Linked DNA regions of Homo sapiens: region 1 is linked to region 2. A link is a contact called in ENCODE Hi-C or POLR2A ChIA-PET data. All regions are on one chromosome and are shown on one strand. Each heading gives the region's core, a stretch centred on a gene start or an enhancer-like site at or near the end of the contact. The rest is flanking DNA. Distances are from core to core; before and after follow the strand shown. Region 1 overlaps COL4A2 (collagen type IV alpha 2 chain). Region 2 overlaps COL4A2 (collagen type IV alpha 2 chain).

Region 1 (2,765 bases), core at 244-2,743, 43 kb after region 2:
TTTTTAATGTGTTAAGGAGCCGCCAGAGTGTTTTCCAAAGCACCTGCACCATTTCACATGCCCACCAGCAGCGCACGGAGATTCTGATTTCTCCACATCCTCACCAATACTTATAACTTTTTTTAATAACAGCCATCCTATTTAGTGTGGACAAACATTTTTATATGTTTCAGAAGCTCTTTTTTTTCCCTCTATGTGAACAAAAGGAGAGATTAACCACTTAAACATCTGAGGGTCTTTTTGATATTTGAATGCAATACACATTTCCACAGTTACTGGATGCATTATATTGAGGAAAATAGAGATAAAATTGTAGAAATTCATTTGGAAAATTTTTTATACTGAAATGACCTTAAAAAGAACCCAAATAAGTTAATTCTTTCATCCCAACCCAGTATTATCATTTCACAATGACATGACTTTAGTAATTTAGGATAATTTTTTTCTCACATTCCATATTTTCTCTTCTTAAACTCTATGACTTCTTTTGTTAGCTATCATGGCAGTAGATGATAGTTTACATATAATGTTCCCTGTAGATTATAGCTCTTTAAAAACAAAAAAAAAAATGTAGTTTTGAAAGTAACCGTAACTGATCATGAGTATGTATTGTGATTAATCGTGGAAATTGAACCTTTGTTGTTCCCACAGGGTCAGCCTGGGCCAGTGGGCCCCCAGGGGTACAATGGGCCACCAGGATTACAAGGATTCCCGGGACTGCAGGGACGTAAAGGAGACAAGGGTGAAAGGGGAGCCCCCGGAGTAACGGGACCCAAGGGCGACGTGGTACGCACCGCTGGTGTATTCCCCTGGCCTCATGAGGGTGGCGGGTATCTCAGCCTTGGTTAATTGCATTTGCTTTCTTCATAGGGAGCAAGAGGCGTTTCTGGATTCCCTGGTGCCGATGGAATTCCTGTAAGTTTTATGGAAGACTGGAATTTTAAAACATTGCGTGCATCCTAGGCAATACATTTTGTGACTTAAAGAAACATTTTGAATGAGACCTCCTTTTTTGTTTATGACATAAAACACGTGGGGACTATACGTGCGTATTCTCCCCGCGGAATTCAGTCAGACAGTGAACAAATTGTTTGCTTTGTAAACGTCCTTATAGACTTGGCTTCAGAATTGAGACGATTTTGCTAAACTGCACATTGTTTGGTAATAAAAAGCTAGAGTGCTGTCCAGATACTCGCCCTAAAGAGCCAGTCTTGTGATCTCGTTCGAACTATAGAGCAACCTGCATATAAAGTCGTTCAGCCAAGAGCATGGGCAGAATGAAGCCCTGCTGAGCATTTGTGCAGCTTCTCAAGTTCTTTACAGCAACCTCACATAAAACGAAAAACAAAAGGCATGGTTTGTTCATGAGAAAAATCTCAAAATGCAATAAAATGTGTTTTTATAACCTAGTTTACTTTACTTCTCGTGGCATAAAAAAATAAACAAAACAGCCTGACTCACAGCCTTCTTCACAGGGACCCACGAGCAGATTTCCCAGGGTTGGCTTCCTGGCCAGACCTGACCTCAGGGATCAATGTGTTTATCGCACGTTCTGACCCACCTCCCATCCGGCTACTGCTGTGGTTCTGAGACATCTGCTTCACAAACCTCACACATATACACAGATGTGTGTGCCCGTGTCCTGCAGAGGCAGGTTCTGTATCACCACACACGCACACGCACAGGGAGAGAGACTCCATTCCCAGGCTGCACGAGTAGGGCCATGCCTTGCAGAAGAGAAGGAGGGAATGAGTGAGTGGAGGGCAGTGCCAGAGAACTCATGCGTTTCCATGAGATCTTTAGTCCCACCGTCGAGGAGACATCCGCAGAGCAGAAGGAGACAGTCAGGGCAAAATAAAGGAAGTCACATTTGCCAAGACAAGAGCTGCAAGCCAGTGATCTCGGGGCTACCTGAATGGTAGGCTCAAACAGGCACTTGGGTTTACCACATGGCCCTGAACAAATAAGGAAATAATGTTCACATCAGTCAGAATCTTGAGAAATGGACAGAAATGAAGAATCTGCACAACCCAAAGATTAAACAAATTAGGAAAGTATTTTCATACTAATGGCCTGAATCTAAATCACCCATTTTTAAACTACTCTTTTGAACTCTTTGGAGTGTCTTTCAGTTTTGTCTCCAGCTGAAATCTGAGTTAAAATGGAATGACATTATGGAAAGCAATTGCAACTCATCTGTACCAAGTTTCCTTCATGTTTCCACTTTACACTCACTTAATATCAGAGGCAGATGTCTCACAAACTAGGGAAGAAGTAATCATAATTTGGAGGAATGATTGTGGTGAGCAGGTGAAGACCATTTTCTACTGAACCTGCTGCTCAAAGGATCCAGTCTCTTAACCGCAGAACTCTGATACTACAAATTAAGTTAACATAAATATCACCTGCCATAAGTAATCAGTTAACAAATGTAGAGTTTGAAGGACCTGGATCATTTTAGCTGATTAGAAGTTATATATAAGAAGCGATATGCAGTAAAATCTTAGAGGAGTGGTCTCATATAGCAGTGAATCTAATTTGATGCTGAGCAGAGACAGACATTTAGCTCAATATAACTGAAATTTTTCTTTGAAGCACAATTTCAGACTCAGATTAGATTGACATGCAATTTCAAATAGATCAGTTCTAAGCAAGTAAGAAAGACCAACGGCAGACAAATAATAGAGAAAAATTTAAACATTACAGTTCATTTTAAGCAAAAGCATCACAGAATACTAAAAATCTGGAGCAGAACATGTGGAGAG
Region 2 (2,735 bases), core at 123-2,622:
ACGGGCTCTGTCTCACACCTACGGGCTCTGTCTCACACCCACGGGCTCTATCTCACACCCATGGGTCTCTATCTCACACCCACGGGCTCTATGTCACAACCAGAGGCTCTATCTCACACCCATGGGCTCTATCTCACATCCACGGGCTCTATCTCACATCCTCGGTCTCTATCTCATACCCACAGGTTCTATCTCACACCCATGGACTCTGTCTCACACCCATGGGCTCTATCTCACACCCACGGACTCTATCTCACGCCCACCGGCTCTATGTCACACCCACCGGCTCTATCTCACACCCACGGGGCTCTCACGCCCAGCACTCTGGCGTCCCCTTTCCTTGACATCCGCCTGCTCCTCTACCGTAGCCAGATTTCTTTAGGAAAAAAATGATTCTTTAAAAATCTAAAATACTGTAAATCCTATTGGGAAATAACAGTTATTAAACCTCTTCATCAGGAGCCACCAGATATCAACTTAGGCTGTGCATCTTTCTGCCAGGTGGGTCCTTATGACCCTATTAGTGACTGTCTCGCACAACTGGAGATACCAGTGAACACGTGATTGAACTCTCAGCCTCAAGGACAGGTCAGAAAAGGAGCCTCAGGTCAACAATGTGTTCTCGACCTGCTTGAATTTGCATCTGGGAATCCTCCTGTTAGTAGAAAGGTTGACCCTGGACGCAGTCTGGGATTGAATCTGCCTCACTCCTTTTTCACTCCCTTTCAGAAACAAATGAAAGGAAGTGTGTAAACCACACAGCCAAGCACCCAACGCATCATCATCTTCATATCATCGTTATTATTAGTCTAAAATGGTGGTGGTGATGATAACCCCACTCCCTAGGTCTCAGTACCCATACTGAGATTTTATGCTCTCCCTTTTTCTGCTGGATTTCATTTTTTCTCTAGAAGCTTGATGCTATGCCTTGATTATTACTTATTTCAATGGGACAAATTTGCACTAGAACTACAGTATTTGTTATCACTGAATTTTTCACGGTTGCCATATATATATCCAGCATCATTTGTGTCCTACTGCTGTTGAACAACTACTTTAAGATCAGAAAATAGAAGTAGTTTAGCCAGTCTAAAAGGATTTCCATTCATCGAATCATAAATAGAGAAAAAAACAATCCCTTCTATCCATTACTAAACCTCTCCATTCCAAATGTCTTCAAACAAAGCAATTATGGTGGACAAGTATTTGAGGACAGTTTTTTCTCATAAACAGCTGCATAGTGCTATAGCATCCTTGTTGATTAGCCAATTAGAATAAATTCTTTCCACAGCACATTTTAAAAGACTTAGGGGAAAAAACAAGACTTGCAAGACTTGAAGTTTTCATAGAACAATGTGCACCCGTCTTCCGCCCACTTCCCCAGAGAGAAATATATGAATCACATAGCAGTAAATGAGTAAAGTATCAAAACAGGTGCTGGAGACTAGGGAGCATGAATCATCTTCTTCCTTAGATACTTTGTAAATAAAACAGGATGTATTTATGGTAACTCTGTGCGTAAACTTCTATTTACAATGAATTATATAAAATAAATACAATGTCACACAAAGTAAATAAAATTGAAGAATCTATTAAATATCACTTTAACAATTATATTAAATTGTTTCCTTAAATTGATCCAATTTTGAAAGAGGAATTTGAATAGGAGAGATCAACAACAACAAAAATTCCTCCTGTATTCAAACTTTAAGGAACGCTAGCTATCTATTTTAATGAGTGAATAACTTATTTCCCAAACCACATTTTAAGAAAGTCAAAAATAGTTGCATCACATTTTTCCTATTGAAAATATACACTTTGAATAACAGAAAAATAATCCGCAGATAATTTTTTAAAGATTTTTACTCAGCTTAGTGGTAATAGATTTCTGTTTATATTAACCTTAAGAAAGAGTGTTCAGAATGGAGTTTGGCCATTTCATTATGAGTTATGGATATTATTGTATAAAACATGTACACAAAATTCCACTGATGATTTTATCTAATTTCAACCATAAGATTCTGACAGAGAATCAACTCAACTAGCTCTTTTAAGCATCACTTTTAATGTACCACATTTTTTAAGTGACTCTTGTTTATTTTTTTAATGTTTGCTCAAACTTATGGGGATAGTGCCATGTTCTGCGTATCCACGCTAGGATGTGGCCTTTTTGAGCCATGGAAGATGCTGTCAGAACAGGGTCCGGAAAAAACAAATAGGACACTCGTTATTTTCTTGTTGATTTGATTAGCCATATGTACCATTTACAATACTCTTGGGGGACAAAAGGAAGAGAGGGAAAAAACAATTGTATCTGAATATTGCAAGCTAATCTTTTATAAATTTTACCCTTTAAGGGTTGATGGATTCAGAAATTAATCAACTGTATTTTTATCTGATAAATGCTAATACTGTACTGCAGTGCAGTTGTGGTTTTGAGAGTTACATTCATAGGTTTATGTCAGATCAAGAATAGATTTTGTTGGGGGGTGATTTTTAGATTGTAGGAGGTTTTATACACATAATAAACCAAGATGCTAACAGGAGGATGCAATCAGTGGTTATTTTGTGTCAGCCCTTTTCTTTTTTTTTTTTTTTTTTTTTTTTTTTCTGAGACAGTCTCGCTCTGTCACCCAGGTTTGAGTGCAGTGGCACGATCTCAGCTCACTGCAACCTCTACCTCCCGGGTTCAAGCGATTCTCGTGCCTCAGCCTCCTGAGTAGCTGGGATTACAG

Evidence for each region. Hi-C counts contacts between places; a loop is a spot of excess contacts on that map. ChIA-PET counts read pairs that join two places held with the same protein, here RNA polymerase II (POLR2A). Pooled maps may share reads with other maps.
Region 1: a loop to region 2 is called in a map of endothelial cell of umbilical vein, with 4 times the contacts of the local background. The contact joins two enhancer-like sites. A Hi-C loop is called at or near these places in 12 of 168 maps with a recorded cell type or tissue (GM12878, IMR-90, MCF 10A and 9 more), 8 of 37 single-sample maps with no recorded cell type and 20 of 50 pooled maps. POLR2A ChIA-PET finds 5 or more read pairs at or near these places in 3 of 52 experiments (GM12878, HEK293 and PC-9).

The regions. Positions count from the first base shown.
Region 1 is chr13:110,424,083-110,426,847 of GRCh38, forward strand. COL4A2 (collagen type IV alpha 2 chain) reads left to right here. Exons shown (of 48, transcript NM_001846.4): 5 at 652-786; 6 at 871-915. Among named protein-coding and RNA genes, the nearest start is that of COL4A2-AS2, 38 kb to the right of the region's middle. Within about 2 kb of position 1,494, at least 4 of the 41 ENCODE cell types and tissues checked have a DNase peak (open chromatin) inside an H3K27ac peak, as active enhancers do; they include endothelial cell of umbilical vein, where a contact is called at or near this core.
Region 2 is chr13:110,381,024-110,383,758 of GRCh38, forward strand. All of the region lies in intron 4 of COL4A2 (collagen type IV alpha 2 chain), which reads left to right. Among named protein-coding and RNA genes, the nearest start is that of MIR8073, 41 kb to the left of the region's middle. Within about 2 kb of position 1,373, at least 4 of the 41 ENCODE cell types and tissues checked have a DNase peak (open chromatin) inside an H3K27ac peak, as active enhancers do; they include endothelial cell of umbilical vein, where a contact is called at or near this core.